Linked DNA regions of Homo sapiens: region 2 is linked to region 1. Evidence: chromatin loops called from intact Hi-C (ENCODE). Cell type or tissue: dorsolateral prefrontal cortex. All regions are shown on one strand. Each heading gives the region's core, and the rest is flanking DNA. Links, peaks and the distances in the headings are about the cores only.

Region 1 (8,337 bases), core at 26-8,025:
TTTTTCTATCCTTTCACTTTCACCATGCCTATAGTGTTATATTTGAAGCAAGTTTCTTGTTAACATAATATAGTTGGGTTATGTTTTTAAATTTATTCTGCTAACCTCTGTCTTTTAATTGGTGTGTTTAGGTGATTTACACTTCATGTAATTATGGACATGTTAAGCCTTAAAAATTATGTCTTTTTATTTTTTATTTTTCATTTATTCTGTCTTATTCTTTTATTTTCTTTTTTATTCTTCCTGTGGGTTGAGCATTTATTAGCATTCTATTTTGATTTATCTATAATGTTTTTGAGCATATCTCTTTTTAGCCTTTTTAGTATTGCTTTATGTGTTACATTATATATAATACTAAAAGGGCTGTAAAAATAGATATACTCAAAAGTATATAAAATAACTATATGTAGAATGGTCATTTTACCAGTTTGGCTGAATTGCTGAAACCTTACGTCTCTTTACATCCTGGTTTATAATATCATTGTCTGAAATATTTCCTCCATGTACTCTTAGAGCCACATGAGATAGTTGAGCTTCAAACCTAATTTAGAAAACTCAGTAGGAGAAGAGAAATGTATTTGCTTGTACTTTTACTCTTTTCATTGTTTTTCTTCCCTCTTTTTGTCCTAAAATTCTTACTTTTATAACCACATTTCAGAGAACTTCTCTAGTCATCTTTTTAGGATAGGTTTACTGTCAATGAAGTCTATTAATTTTTTGTTACCTGAGAATCTCTTGATTTCACCTACATTCCTGAAGAATATTTTTACTGGATGTAGAATTCTGGGCTGACAGTTCGTTTCTTCTAGGACTTGAAAAATGTTGTACCCTTTTCTATTAGGTTTCCATGGTTTCTGATGAAAAATTTACTGTCACTCTATTTTTTCTATGTAAGGTAGTATTTCTCTCACTGCTTTCAATATTTTTTTTCTTTCAGTTCTCAAAAATTTGAGTATATTTTGGTGTGGATTTTTAAAACATTCTATTTTGGGTTTGCTGACCTTCTTGAACCTCTATTTTTATATATTTTGCTAACTTTAAGAAATGTTTTGTCATTATTTCTTTAAGTAAATGTTTAACTCTTTCTTTCTTTTGGGCCTCCAGTGACATAAATTTTAGGTCTGTTGTTAGAGTCCCAAAGATCCCTGAGGCTCTGTTTCTTTTTTCCATTCATTTTCACTGTTTTTTTTTTCTTTCTTTTTATTTTTTTTTTTGAGATGGAGTCTTACTTTGTCACCCAGGCTGGAGTGTACTGGTGTAATCTCGGCTCACTGCAACCTCCGCTTCCCAGGTTCAAGTGATTCTCCTACCTCAGCCTCCCAAATAACTGGGATTATAGGTGTGCGTCACCATGCCAGCCTAATTTTTGTATTTATGGTAGAGATAGAGTTTTGCCAAGTTGGCCAGGCTGGTCTTGAACTCCTGACCTCAGTGATCCATCTGCCTCAGCCTCCCAAAGTGCTGGGATTACAGGCGTGAGCCACTGTGCGTGGCCTTTAATTTTTAATATCCTACCTTCAAATTGACTAATGTTTTTCTACTGTCTCCTCCATTTTCTTGTCGAGCCTATCAACTGAGCTTTTTATTTCATTGGTTATAATTTATAGTTCTAAAATTTCTATTTATCTTTATTTCTTCCTCTTCTTTTCTTTGAAACAGGGCTTACTCTGTCACTCAGGCTGAGTGCAGTGGTACGATCACTGCTTACTGTAGCCTCAACCTCCTGAGCTCAAGAAATCTGCTCGTCTTAGCTTCCTGCCCTGCTATGTCTTCTGGGTTTTTTTTTTTTTTTTTGGGCTGAGGTTTTATACTTCTTTGTTTGTTTCAAGTGTGTTCATAATTGTTCCTTGAATCATTTTTAGGATGACTGTTTGAAAATCCTTGTCAGATAATTGTAACATTTTTGTCATCTTGCCTTTTTCATTCAGGTTGAGTTTTTTTTATTCTTCATATGATGAGTGATTTTCAATTAAAATCTGGACATTTTGCATATTATGTTATGAGACTGAAACTTACTTAAACCTTCTGTTTTAGATGGTTTTATCTGACACCACTTTGTTAGGGGAAGGAGATATGAGACCTTGTTACAGTCCAGTGGGGGTAGAAGTCTAGGTTTCCCACTCCTCTTCTTCCTTTGACATTCAGTGGGAGGAATGACTTCATATTACTGCTATGTGGGGCAGAAGTGCTGAATTCCTCTGGGGTCTCCAAAGATGATGAAGAGCGGATAAGGAAGAGGGGATGTGGGGAGAAGAAGAGATTCCACCCATGGGGTCGAAGATTCTGTCTTTACTCAGTCTTCTTTGACAGTACCCCAGAATGAGGAGCAGAGATTAGGTGACCCCAATACAGTCTGAAAAGGGCGGAATTCTAAGCTCCCCATTCAATCATTGCTGGCGTGGGTGGTGGTGGAAGTATAGTCTTTTCCTGTGGTATTTGGCTGAAGTAGAGCCGTTATTGTGTAACAGTTTTCCTTATTGCCAGTTTCCCTCCTTCTTCCCTAATTCTTTAGCTAGAGAGAACAGGCTTTGTTGTTGTTGTTGTTGTTGTTTTCCTTCATCCCACTTGGTTTTTACCCATTCCTGGGTTCTTCAGCTCTGATTCTGGGATATATGAGACATAAAGAAAACCCATGAAACTCATCACCATGTTGAGGTTTGTCCCAAGGTTCCTAGTTGGTCTGCCTTTTTCTCTTTACATTTCAGACATCTTCTTAATTTCCTAGATCCAAGGCCTATAGTTGTACTTAGTGGGAGGAATAGGGAAAGGTATGTCTGCCCTATCTTTACAGAAGGGGAAGTGTCACCCTCTTTATTTTTCGTAGATAGCAAATGAGACATTGACTTGACTATATAATCCAGAACACTTACTAACAAGAGCTGTTGAGTTGGCATGAGGTGTTTGCTAGTAACATGGTTTTAAAGTAGAATAATAAGTACTAAGAAAACTAGTTCTATGTATTTATCCAGTTCTTTTATTTCCAGCTCTTCTAAGGGACCCTGAACTGAGAAGTCACTAATGGAAGGGAAAAGTGGGTGAGGAGCTGAGAAATGAATAACTCACCCCACCATCTGGTCTGCTGCAGTTCAGAAAGTCACATGGTGCTACCAAGTTAGATCTTCTCCTCTGTGTTTACTGGAGGTGCCAAATGCTATATTTAAGCCAAGAACTGATTTTGAAAATATTTTTCTACTTCTGTTTTGTCAAACGTGTTCTCTGGCATATTATGTTAGGGCTTGTTCTGCTAAAGCTTAGCAGAGCCTTCTGTTTCTTCAAGCTGATTTGGCTTGCACCACTCAAAACATTAGACCCTCATTTTGGAACAGAAGTCTTCTCTAGAGAAAGCACTAAGTATGATTTAATTTCCAGGCAGGTAATACCTATCAAATGAGAGATGGAGCTTTATTCCTTAATTGTTATTCTTTTATATAAGGCACTTTTTAAAAAAGCTATTTTCTGCTCAAGCCTGTTTGACTACATTTTCTCTTTCCAGAATCTTTCTAATTATGGGGAGAAAAGCAAATGTTAAGCTAGCCTTCTTTTTATCAAGAAAAAGGATAGAAAATGTAACCGATTTACTTTCATGATTTGATTTTGCTTGAACTTTTGAGATGCCAGTATGACTTCAGTATGTATAAACAGAGCTTACATATCAAGGTTATAGATAGGGCGGACTGTCTAGCTAAGTCATTATAAAAACACTTTATTCAAAATTTTGGTATCTGGTTGAAGAAGATGGTTTTCTGCTAGCCTTAAGTATTTTTGGTTTGCTGATGTAAAATTCTCAAAGGCTTTTCATTCCCTTCGAGTCTTCCGGATAGAAGGTTTGATGGTCATAGCATGTTTGACCAGTGGCAGAATAATGTCTCATTAAAGAAAATTGATTGTTCTTGTGAGCACTGAAGGGCTTGATCAAGATATGGGAGTGGCTGCAAGCATTCATTGGTGCTGGTGCTTGAAGAAACCTTTTGAGGTAGCACATGGTTCAGTGTTAGCTGGAGTGTAGAATCCATCAACGAGATAATTACCCAGCTCACAGCAGTCATGTTGAGTTGTGTTTAATTTTGGGGAGCCTTCTATTTGTTCTTTCATCTTTTCCAGTGCTTTCTAAATGTGTTGGTGCTTTGTGCACCTTCAGAAGTCAGCCTGTGCAACTTTTAAGACATCATTATTATGATTTCAGTGTGGGAAAGCCCTGCATTTGTGATCCCAGCAGGCCCTTTCTCACCTTGTTCCTTGTCATCGATCACAGCCTGGCAGAAACCTTGGGCCCCTAACCCATCCTTTGTATTTGATGTCTGTTCTTCAAACTACATATCAGTTACTGATGACTTTTCTCAGGAATTGGTGTGAAAGAGAAAAGCGTGGCTGAGCCACAGTGAGAGACATCAAAGTACAGGTCACTTGGAGTCTCCTGATTCTTTTAGATGAAATTTCTACCCAGCTAATTTCAGTTTTCTTCCTTAGTCAGGGCAGGCAGAAACACGATTTAAATTCCCAGGGCTGTGACTCTAAGAGGGTGTTAGAATTTTTCCACTTCCTTATCTCATTGATGTTCTTCACTCCCGTACCACTCTCTGCACCTGGTTCAGAGTCTTATATTTCTTCTTTGAAGCTAAGGGCACTTCATCTTAGGAGATTATACAGGATGCTCTATCAACAGAAGATTCTGTGTGTATATTTTGACAATTAGTGAATCTACCGTGAATTCACAGTCTGAGAAGTAGGCTAGGCTTAGAACCCTGGCTACACTTTGGAATTACTAGTGGAGATTAGAAAAAAAATACCGATGCCTAGTCCTTCCCTATAGATTCTGAATTGGTCTGAAGTGGGGGCCTAGGCGCTGGTGCTATTATAGACATGCCCCAGGTGATTTCAGTGTTCATTGAAGTTTACTTCCCTGTCTTAGAGGTAACAACATTCGGTTGCCACTTCCACTCTGAGTAAGCCTGGCTGATGCCTTGTCGTTAGAACATTCCAGGACCCCAAGAGAGAGCAGCTCTGTGCTTTTGCTGTTAGAGCCATGTGGGGAAGCTTAGTGAACTGAATCCCTTCAGGTTCTTACTATAGCTCTCAGTCACCATCACCTACTTTTTTTTTTTTAATATAGGCTTATTAGAAAGCAAAAATTCTCAATTGTGGTTTGGTATCTCCAAGGGTGTGGTTTGGTCTCAAAGGGCATTGCAAAATTTATTTAAAGTCACATGAATGGGTAAAGATAATTTTCTTTCTCATAAGGACTGGTTTGGAATCAAGCAACAAAAAAGAGGGTGTCACAGTTCCCAAAGGCTGAAGTGTGGACCTATTTCAGTTTGTTTCAGTGACAAACGTTTGATCTCCTTCTGTGTTTTGGGAACTATAATGTGTCAGGGACTTTCTTCCCTAATAGGAACACTCGTTAGTTGGATTTATTGGTGCATTTGGTATCTTCCTTGCAGTTTTAAAATGTTATTTTAGGATTCGGGTAAATACGTCAGTATATAAGCAATATATTCGGAGAGGAAGTTAAGAGAATTCAACTGCTGCAACCCTTGTTGTGAATAAACATACAACAATGTTGAATTTTTGTGAACTCTTCAGCTTCCTTCCAAAAAGGTGAGGACAATCAAACCAGAACAGGTTTCTATGTAGCTGGAGCCTGTTAGAATTACTTCTAAGCTGATTAGCTGGGAGGGAGCTTTGTCGCTTTTTCTGAGAAGCACAGCCGAATTAATTTTGGTGGAGGACACCTGAGGGAAAAGGAGTCATTGGAATGGAAAGGTGAGAGCAAGATAAGTATCAGAGGCTCTTAGAACAGGAGAGGCCTCTGGGGTTGTCGAATCCAACTTATTCATTTATACATATGTGAATTAGAGCCGATGTATTAGACATTCCAGCAATATTCATTAAGAATTGAGTAGAATGCTTCATGCTATGTTGGAGCTAAAGGAGGCAGATGATGTATTAGTCAGTGTTCCCTAGAGAAACAGAACCAGTAGGATGTATATATAGAGAGAAGGAGATTTCATTTAAGGAATTGGCTCACACAGTTATAGAGACTGGCACATCCCAAGACCTGCACATGACAAGCTGAAGACCCAGAGGAGCTGATGGTACTCCCAGTTTGAAGGCTGGTGGACCTGAACCCAAGAAGAGCCCATGTTTCAGTTCTAGTCTGAACACAGGAAAAACTGATTCCCAGCTCAAAGCAGTCAGACGGAAGTAATTTTTTTTTTTTTTTTGAGACGGAGTTTTGCGCTTGTTGCCCAGGCTACGATCTTGGCTCACTGCAACCTCTGCTTCCTGGGTTCAAGCGATTCTCCTGCCTCAGCCTCCTGAGTAGCTGGGATTACAGGCATGCACCACCACGCCTGGCTAATTTTGTATTTTTAGTAGAGACGGGGTTTTTCCATGTTGGTCAGGCTGGTCTTGAACTCCAGACCTCAGGTGATCTGCCCACCTCGGCCTCCCAAAGTGCTGGGATTACAGGCCTGAGCCACCGCACCTGGCTGGAAAGTAATTCTTTTATTTGGAGGAAGGACAGTAATTTTGTTCTATTCAGTCCTTCAACTGATTGGATGGGGCCCACCCACACTAAGGAGGGCAATCTGGCTTACTCAGTCCGTTGATACAAATGTTAACCTTATCTCAAAACCCCATCACAGAAACACCCAGAATTCTGTTTGACCAGATACGTGGACATGCTGTGGCCCAGTCAAGTTAACACATAAAATCAACCCTCCCAGATGACTTCCCGAAACTCAAATACCTGTGCAGATTTAAGTCTCAAATCCAGGCCCCCTGACTCCTTGCCCAGAGTTCTTCTATTTCGTTATTTTGTTTTCTGACTCATCTGTAGTAAATTAATAATAGAGAAAAAATAACCATAAAAATTGATAAATTAGACTTCATTTCAACATAGAACATTTCCACTCATCAAAAGGCATCATTAAGAAAATGAATTGGTAACCACAGACTGGGAGAGAATACTTGAAAAATGTTTTTCTGCAAGGGACTGATATGAGGGATATATAAGGGGCCTTTACAAGTCAACATTAAGAAGACAACCAATATACACTGATGAACAATTTGAATAGAAACTTAACAAATGAAAAGACACTTCTGTTAGTACTTGACAAGACTAACATTGTCAGTCATCAGGGCAATGCAAATGAAAATAATGGGCAGCATGCAGTGGCTCATGCCTGTAAACCCAGCACTTGGGGAGGCCAAGGCGGGAGAATCGCTTGAGCTCAGGATTTTGAGACCAGCCTGGGCAACATAGCACAACCTTGTCTCTACTAAAAGTCAAAAAAATAAGCCACGGCCACGCCTGGTGGCTCACGCTTGTAATCCCAGCACTTTGGGAGGCTGAGGTGGGCGGATCACCTCATGTCAGGAGTTCAAGACCAGCCTGGCCAACATGGTGAAACCCCGTCTCTACTAAAAATATAAAAGTTAGCTGGGTGCAGTGGCACATGCCTGTAGTCCCAGCTACTTGGGTGGTTGAGGCAGGAGAATCACTTGAACCTGGGAGGAGGTTGCAGTGAGCTGAGATCGCACCACTGCACTCCAGCCTGGGTGAAAGAGCGAGACTCTGTCTGAAAAAAAAAAAAAAAAAAAAAAAAAAAAAATCAGGAGAGCATGGTGGCGCACTCCTGTAGTCCCAGCTACTTGAGGCCTGAGGTGGGAGGAAGGAAGGAAATTCTGTCTCTGCTTGCACACCTTCGGCCATACAGTGTAGTACAAACAGAAGCGGGCGTGTGAAAGCAATCTGGTGATAACACACCAGTTTTAATTAGTTTGCAGTCTGGAGATATGGAAAGGCTGGCTTGTTTAACTCATTTGTTTTGTACATTGTCATAATCATGAATCTTAAAAAAAATTCTTTTCTGTTACCTTCTTGGAGAATAGAATTTCATGAAAGGTATATTTGAATCATGTCACTTTCAAGTCAGATGATGAAGGAAAGGGTAGCTCACATTAGTGAGCATTACGTTGTATATTCTCATTTAGTCCTCATGACAGCCCTGTCAGGTAGATGCTATTCTTATCCCCATTTTTCTGATGAGGAAATGGAGACCCAGAGTGATTAAGTAAGTTGCCCAAGAACACACAGAGGCAGCAGATGGCAAAGTCAGGATGGGAACTTAGGTCTGCCTAGTTCTGCTTTAGCCACTGCCTGTGTCATTTTAATTAGCAGTATCATCCTTTATTCACTCACTTGTTCAGTCACATAGTCTATGCCAGCTCCTCCTGTAGTCCAAGAGACTCTATTCTAGGCTAAGAGGATCTCAGTCTTCATAGGAAACTCTCATGGTTTGGGGGGTGGGGATGACAGACAATAAACAAGATAAA
Region 2 (8,337 bases), core at 183-8,182, 63 kb after region 1:
TGGTCACTAGCCACATGTGACTGTTGGGGCCATTGAGATACGTGGTCAGTGTAAAGTGGACCCCAATTTTGAAGACTTAGTATGAGAGATAAAAGGCAAAATATCTCATTAATAATTTTTTATTGATTTCATGTTGAAATTACAGTAGTTTGGATATATTGGGTTAGAGAAAATACACTATTAAGTGCATTTCACTTGTTTGGTTTGACTTATTTTTAACATTACGTAACTTAAAATCATATATGTGGTTTACATTATGTCTGTGTTGCACAGTGCTGATGGACTGGTGTGACAATGATACCTGTAATTCTAGAAGTTGTAGAAGGAGAAGTCATGTCTCATGTCAGCGTTCATTTGCTGATGTGGCGTATGTATCTTTGGAAAACACACATTCATGGAAGCAAAACCTTTAACAGTCATGGCCAGTCAGAGGTGATTGGAGTAGATGACTGCTGAGGTGACTTCCATGAGGCTTTGGGGTCGTAGTGGCCTTGGTGTAAAGTTCAAGACAGAGAATTGAAGTAACCAGGATGCAAAGGGAAATCCCTGCAATTTCTCTGGAGAAGCTTGCTTTCAACAGTAAGTCTTATTTGACCTGGATTTTGTACTCAGAATCGTCAGGCATGTCAACATCAGAGAGCCGCTCTTTGATGTGATGCACCTAATAGGAATTCCAAAGAGCTGCCACCTGAAGTAAAGCGCTTATGCAGCATGTTTAAAATCATCCTCTCCATTACTACTCCTGAGAATATTGAGGAAGGCCTGTGCATATTGTTGCTAACTGTGATTTTTTTGAACCAACCATGAGGAGACTAGGTAGAGTACATAACCAGGGCCGAGCCTCTCCCACGTGCCTGGTGCTCTTCCTATGTGCTGGGTAGAATCAGAAACATAACACATACAAGACTCTTATTCCTTGTTCACAGGGAGCTTACTCATTCACTAAATATTGCATGCTTCTCTATGCCATGTACTGTTCTAGGGCAGGGAATGCAGTAGCTGGAAAGCAGCCTAAAATCCTTGCCTTCAGGGCGCTTACATTCAAGTACAGCCTATAATCATGTCTAAAACACTCACTTGGAATGCATTTATGAGCTAGAGAGGACTGGGGGATTATGTAGGCCAACCCATTTATTTAACAAAATAACAGTCATTTTACATGTTGAATCTACCACAGGGGCTAGTGCAATGCCTGACATACACTAGGTTCCAGTTGTGTACACTTTTTTTCAAAAGATATTTATCAAACATCTACTATGTTCCTGGCACTTTTCTAAGTGTCAGGAATATATTCAGGATTGGAAGGAAAATTGTTGTTCTCAGGGAGTTTAAGATTCTAGCTGGAGGTCAGTAAGGGAGAGTTAGATAAGGACCGCAAAGTATTAGTAAGTGAGTTATATGGTATATCTGAAAATGATAATGCCTGTGAATGGAAAAGGAAAAATAGAGCAAGGTAAGGGGTATTGGGTATGCTGATGGGAGATGAATGGCAGGTTTCAGTAGGGCTTAATTAGGAATGTGATGTTTGTGCAAGAGATAGAGTGGAGAGTATTAACTTCACAAATGGCAGGGGAAGAGGGATTCCAGGTAAAGGGAACAGCCAGTGCCAGGTCACTAAGGGAGGACCATGCCTAAATTGTATGAATAGCAGCAAGGGGGCAGGGACAGTGTGGCTGGGACAAAGTGAGCAGAGGAAGTGAAAGTACTAGAAGATGAAGTTAAAGCAGTAATAGAGAATCGGGTCATGTGGCAACTTCAGCATGTACAATATAGGTTTTTGGGTTTTTGAGCAGAGAACTTCCGTGGCCTCATTTGCCTTTTTTTTTCTTGTACAGTAATTTTCCTTTTTACTGGACAGTAAAATTCTCTTATTCATGTACATTTCTGTGATCTTTAGTAAAGGTTCATATACAAGTCATATCGTCACTACATCATTCCAGAAAAGTCCTTTGTGCTGCCCCCTTTTTGACTCAACATTTCAAAGAATGATTCTGGATGCTCTTTGGATATAGAGTGTGCCTCTCAGACTGTAGGGAGTCAAACTTGGATGCAGAAGACCAGTTATGAGGCTTGCACAGCTATCAAGGTGAGTGGTGATGGGAGCTGGCACAGGGTGTGTAGATATTTTTGATGGGTGGTATGAGAATAAGACAGGAGAAAAGGATGATATTAATATCCTGACTTTTGCCCTAAGCTCAGAGAAGGGCTGGAGTCATCCGTTACTGAGATGGGACAGGCTTGCAGGTGGAGCCCATTTGAAGGGGAAGATAATTGTTTAACTCTGGGTATTTTGAATCTAAATATCTATTAGATATGCAAGCAGAGGTATCACCAGGGAAGGCTGCTGAATTGAAATGTACACATTAATGTGTGGAAACCGGTGTGCACACTGTAAGAGAAACAACTGACAAAAAAATCTGTGATTCTTATAGAAGCGACTTGTCAGTCTTAAGCATTCAGAGGTGCTTGAGTAATCTGATAGCCCAAGATTGGTATCTGCCACATATTTTTTTTTATTGTCCTTCACTTCTTTATTCATGCTTTGGTAGAAAGATATATTTACTTTATGTGCAGAAAATACCACAAAGTTCAGTACAGCTCTAATTGTCCTGGTGTTTGCGTGACTTGTTAATTGAAAAAAATAACCTGTGTTAGGAGTAAGGAAGAACTGGTTCAGAGGATTCTTTTTATTCTGCAAAAGTTGTTTGACTCCAGGAAGAACTTTTGGTGTTTGACTTTGGGTCACTGTGTATCGATTTGCTCACTTCTGATGTCTGTAGCTGTCATTGCACTTGAATTGAAGAAGAGAGAACTGAAGAGAAGGTTAAAATTAAAAGCAAGATGCGAGATTACTTGGCCAAGAAAAAAAAAAGGAGAAAAAAGAAAAGACAAACCAAATGGGATACAAAATTATTTATATAGTCTCATCTCAAATTAGATTGAAAACTTGTATGTACATGTACAGAATACATTCTGGAAAGTGCTAACAGTTGTTATCTCTGTGTTGCTAATTGATGGGAGAGTTTGCTTCATTTTAAATTTTTTTCCTATGTTTTCAGGACTTTCTCAATGAACAGATACATTTTTCTTTTTAAAACTTGTTCAGGAAATGTTTATTTAATATGGAGTTAAGTCCTGGACTTGGGATAGACCAGTGAACGAGGCAGAAAAAGTCTTTGCCCTCAGAGAGCTAATAGTTTCATAAGATCATGTGAAATTGTTATAATTTTTTAATCAGAAAAAAGATACAGTAATTAATGAAAAAAGAGTGCCAGTGAGCTTGTCTAGTTTCATTGGCTTTTTTAATGTCCCAATGATACTGAGCGAGTTTTTTTTTTTTTTTGAGATGGAGTTTCGCTCTTGTTCCCCAGGCCAGAGTGCAGTGGCGTGATCTTCGCCTACTGCAACCTCCACCTCCCAGTTTCAGGTGATTCTCCTGCCTCAGCCTCCCGAGTAGCTGGGATTACAGGCTCCTGTCACCACTCCCGGCTACTTTTTTGCATTTTTAGTAGAGACAGGGTTTCACTATGTTGGCCAGGCTGGTCTCGAACTGCTGACCTAAGGTGACCTACCCGCCTTGGCCTCCCAAAGTGCTGGGATTACAGGCGTGAGCCACTGAGTCCGGCCAGTGAGAGAGTTCTTTATGGATCATTCTCCATTCGTGTTTATCCCTGTTACAGTTGTCTCAGAGGGTCTAAGAACAGACATTTGTGACTGTGGGGACTCCTGGCTGCATTTTGGAAGTCACTTGTGTAGTGTGGTGTATCTGGTAGTCATAGGGCATGGGTAATCACTTCACTTAACCACAGAAAGGAACTGTATAAGGCCCAAATATGTGGCAGTCCTGGGATCAAATGGTCCCACCACAGAGCAGCAGAAAGCATCCTAGTTTTTTGGCAGAAGCTTGGGTAGATGGTTGCACCTGCTGCCATCATGACCTGGGTAAGACAAGTCACCTGGTCTTGCTAAGCCTCTGTTACCTTATCTGGAAAATACTTGGGATGAGCTGGTAGAATCTGAGATGTTCTGACTCCAGGATTTGCACAGTGGTGGGGCTGGACAATGTGATTCATACACAATGGATATGTGTATGAATGTAATTATCCAATCTTCTTTCTGCTTTGGGAGGCTCAGTGCCAAGTCTATGTTTTGTATTAGTGACCCCCACCCCTCCCCCGCAAAAAAATGCATCGCTTTAGGAGAGCTTGCAGGGAATATCTGTTCGTTCTCTCTCTCTCTCTCTGTCTCTCTCTCTCTCTCTCTCTCTTTGGAGACAGAGTGTTACTCTGTCACCCAGGCTGGATTGTAGTGGCGCGATCTCACCTTGTGGCAATCTCCATCTCCCAGGCTCAAGTGATTGTCGTGCCTCAGCCTCCCAAGTAGCTGGGGGTACAGGGATGTGCCACCACGCCCCGCTAGTTTCTTGTATTTTTAGTAGAGATGGGGTTTCACCATATTGGCCAGGCTGGTCTTGAACTCCTGACCTCAAGTGATCCACCCACCTCGGCGTCCCAAAGTGTTAGGATTACAGGCGTGAGCCATGGCATCCGGCCTGAATATCTGTTCTCATTGAGAGACTTGGACCCATGAAGATTTCATTTTCCCCCATGACTGTCTCTCCTTGTAGGGTTAAATATGTTTACTGAAGTTGGCATCCAGCTCTTATATTTGTTAGTGATTGGCTAGATGCCACAAGTGGGAACAAAGAAGAATAGGAGAGGATAATTTTATACTTCAAGATTTGGAACCTGCAAAAAATGTTTTTCTGATATCTTCTCTATACTGGATCTCATAGCTGGTTGATTTTTCACCCTCCTCTTTTTTTTCCCTTTCTTCTTGTGTGCAAATGTTGGTAGGGTGATTTCTTTCTAATTTTATCAAATACAGTATGTCCAGAAACAAAACAGAACCATGTTTCTGTGTGTGATTCCTGGCAGAAATGGTGCGATTTCATCTCAGGATAAAACTGTGAATTTATGGGAAGCAACATGGTATGGGTGCTTAGGGAAAGCAAAAGGAATACATAGCCTGGTTGCCAGAGTCGCCTTTGTCTTGGCGGCTGGAGGAAATCACTAGTGATTTGTGGGAGCTGAGGCTCCTGAGGATGGAGGCAGAACCCGTCAGTCGCTCAACAAGCAGGCATGCTGGGTAGAAGGCCAAGGGGCGGACAGCATTGCATTTCCAGTAGAATCACATTATTTATTCATTCAAGTTACACAAGTCGTGTGTGAGAGTGTGTGAGAGAGAGAAAGAGAGACAGAGACAGACCACAAACAGGAGCGAATAAAGGCAAATAAAAGAATGTGGTTGATTCTGCCTGCCTTAGAGTCTGTGCCTGAGCCAGGGTGAGATGAGAGACATGGTTCGACTATTCTCAGTTCCCAGAAGCCTCCCATGGCATCAGCACCTTGATGAGCCAAGTGTGAGTCTGCTGTGTAAAGACACACATTTTGTATACAGCCTGGCTCCTTAAGTGTAAGCCATCTTCTTCATCCAGGGCTCACCTGGAGAAACGTAGCACTGTTCTAACACTAAAGGCAAACTGGTGGTGTTGAATTTAGTGAGAGTAGAATATTATATTTTGTGGATAGTTTAAGGGATTCTTCAAGGACTGTTTTGACAGCTGTGCAGGGCCAGGATTGGGGTGACACGAGGAGGCACTCACCACCGGCACAGAATTGAAGGGAGTGCTAGAAACCTCAGTAATGAGGATAAATAATATTTTAATGTAATATTTTTTAATCAAAATTATTTTAAGTGAAGATAGGAGCCGTGTTTGATTTTTCATTTTGCCTCAGGCTTTGATATGGCTCAGTCCTGCACTGCTCTGATTTTGCCTTTGTTTAAAACTGATGTTTTATTCATAATGGATTCTTTGCATTATTTTTATTTTAAAAAATATTGCATGAAATATTATTTCTTTCATATGTGGAGGGTTTTTTTGGCGTATCCTTTAAATTTACATTCCAGGATTATGATTCATTTGTTTCACTCTAGTCCAGCTCTGCCTGTGATATTTGCCTTGACTTCTAACTATAGAAACCCTGAGTAAAATGTAACTCCAAGGGACAAAAAGAGCACCTAGGGTGACTGTCTTCAAGTAGCTGAGTTATTATAGAGTATTAAGTGTGTATGTGGATCGAACTTAATGTGCCATGGTATGTGAAAGACTACTTACATATTTACTTACAGCTATTTGTTGAACACTTACTCTGTGTCTGGCACTGTTCTAGGCACTAGGGTTATATAAACTAGACAAAATGTCTGAATTTGTGGAGTCTACATCCCAGGGGTAACCATACATCATCTCTAGTCCTGAAGACAACTCTGCAATATAAGTATCAATTTACAGGTAAGAAAAGTGAAGCTCAGAGAATAATCCTGGTGGCAGATACCTAAATGTGGTATTGTGTAGCAAGGAATCTAGTAGTGAAAGGATTCAGAAAAAGTCAAGTTTATTATGACCTGAGCTTAGTCAATAGGAGGCTTCCTGGAATGTATGAGTTCTGAATTGGCTCTTAAAGGAAACCGTTACTTAAATGCAAGACAAAATGCAGATAGCAGTACAACGCCCATTTTTCTTGATTTAAGCAAAGCAACAAGATAGCACAGAGACAGCCTGGCAAAAAGATGAAGATAAAAACGTATTTGCCTACTTCAGTCAGGCATCATCAGCATCATCAACAAGACCCCTGGATGGCAGAGCGGGTTCACCATTTGTATTAGCTCCAGCCTGTTAGAGCTGGAATCTTTTATTCAGGCTCAGAGAGGAAGAGTGCGGGGATTGATTAGCATTGTCTACGTAGGATTGACAAGGATCACCACTAATTTCATGCTAATGTGTCACACATGTCATGATATTGGTGTCACTATATTGATTGTTCTAGCACCCTGAGCTGAATTTTCAGAGGGCCACTGTTAGAATTATTATCAAACAGGTTATTAATACGTGTTACTTGATTAATTAGATATTTAGAAACAAGAAGCAAACAGAAAACCGCTAAAAATGCTAAGTATGCATGCTCTACATTTTATAAAATCTGTGTGTATATATACATAAAGTAATTAGAAAACAAAATTAGACAAATATCTAATGACTCTAAAAACATCTTTACTGAGGTAGAATTAATATACAATATCCTGTCCATGCTTAGAATGTATGATTTGATAAGTCTTGACTTGTGCATATACCCATAAAACCAGCACCACAATTAAGAAAACGAACATACATTAGCTCCCCCAAAAATGTCCTTGTGCCCCTTTATAATCACTCTCCTCTACCCTGTATCTCCCGATTTCAAGACAACCAGTAACATGTTATCTGGTGCTAAGTTTGTTTTATCTAGAATTATATGTGAATGTAATCATGTGGTATGTATTTTTTTTGTGGCATCAGGAATCTGACTTCATTCGTAGCATAATAGTGAATTATACATCATTCACTAGCAGAATTTTTTGAGAGCCATTCATGTTGTAGCATATAGCAACAGCTCACTATTTTTGTTGCTGAGTAGTATCTCATGGTATGGATGTATCATCTTTTGTTTGTTTATTCACCCATTGATAGGTATTTGGTTTGTTTCCAGTTTGTCTATTACAGATTAAGCTGCTATGAACATTTGTGTGTAAGTCTTTATATGGATGTATGCTTTCATTTCTCTTGAGTAAATATCTGTGGGTGGAATTACTGGGTCACATGGTCATCTCTCTTTTTAAGAAATCTCTTAACCTTCCCAGAGTGATTGCATCACTTTATATTCCTGCCCAGCAGTGTAGGAGAGTTTCACTTCTTCCACATTTTCATCAATACTTGCTTTGGTCAGTCTTTTTAACTTTAACCTTTCTAATAGTATATCTTGGTACCTCATTATGGTTTTAATTTTTATTTCTATAATGACTAATTTTTCATGTGCTCATTTGCCATCCATATGTCTTTTTTGTTAAAGTGTTTAATTCAAATATTTTACTCTCTTTTTAGTTGGTGTTTTGTTTGGAACTCTATAGATTCTGAATATAAGACCTTTTTCAGATATGTGATTTGTACATACTTTTTCCCAATATGTGCCTTACGTTTTCATCCTCTTAACAGTGTCTTTTGGGGAACAGAGATTTTTAACTATGAAGCAATACAAATTACCAATTGTTTCCTTAATAGATTGTGGTTTTGGTGTGATATCTGTTTTTACTTAACCTAAAGTCACAAAAGTTTTCTTCTATAAGTTTTATGGTTTTCGGTTTTAGTTTTATGTCTATGATCCATTCCGAGTTGAAGTTAATTTTTTTAAATGTGAAAGTCCAATTGTTTTAGTGTCACTTGTTGAAAAGATTTCCTTTCTC

Evidence for each region. A loop is a pair of places that touch in the nucleus more often than their neighbours do. Peaks named below come from ENCODE experiments on the same cell type or tissue, not always from the same donor. Only the 100,000 strongest peaks of a DNase experiment are listed, where the experiment ranks them.
Region 2: it touches region 1 in a loop (6-fold over the local background); 2 of 110 quality-filtered maps call a loop at or near these places.

Annotation. Positions count from the first base shown.
Region 1 is chr3:65,637,874-65,646,210 of GRCh38, reverse strand. The region is part of intron 1 of MAGI1 (membrane associated guanylate kinase, WW and PDZ domain containing 1); the gene reads left to right. Among named protein-coding and RNA genes, the nearest start is that of MAGI1-AS1, 250 kb to the left of the region's middle. In dorsolateral prefrontal cortex, for the core only: no CTCF peak of the experiment used is centred there; no DNase peak of the experiment used is centred there; H3K27ac peaks cover 2,362 bases.
Region 2 is chr3:65,574,854-65,583,190 of GRCh38, reverse strand. All of the region lies in intron 2 of MAGI1 (membrane associated guanylate kinase, WW and PDZ domain containing 1), which reads left to right. Among named protein-coding and RNA genes, the nearest start is that of MAGI1-AS1, 310 kb to the left of the region's middle. In dorsolateral prefrontal cortex, for the core only: no CTCF peak of the experiment used is centred there; a DNase peak (open chromatin) is centred at 5,110; H3K27ac peaks cover 1,099 bases.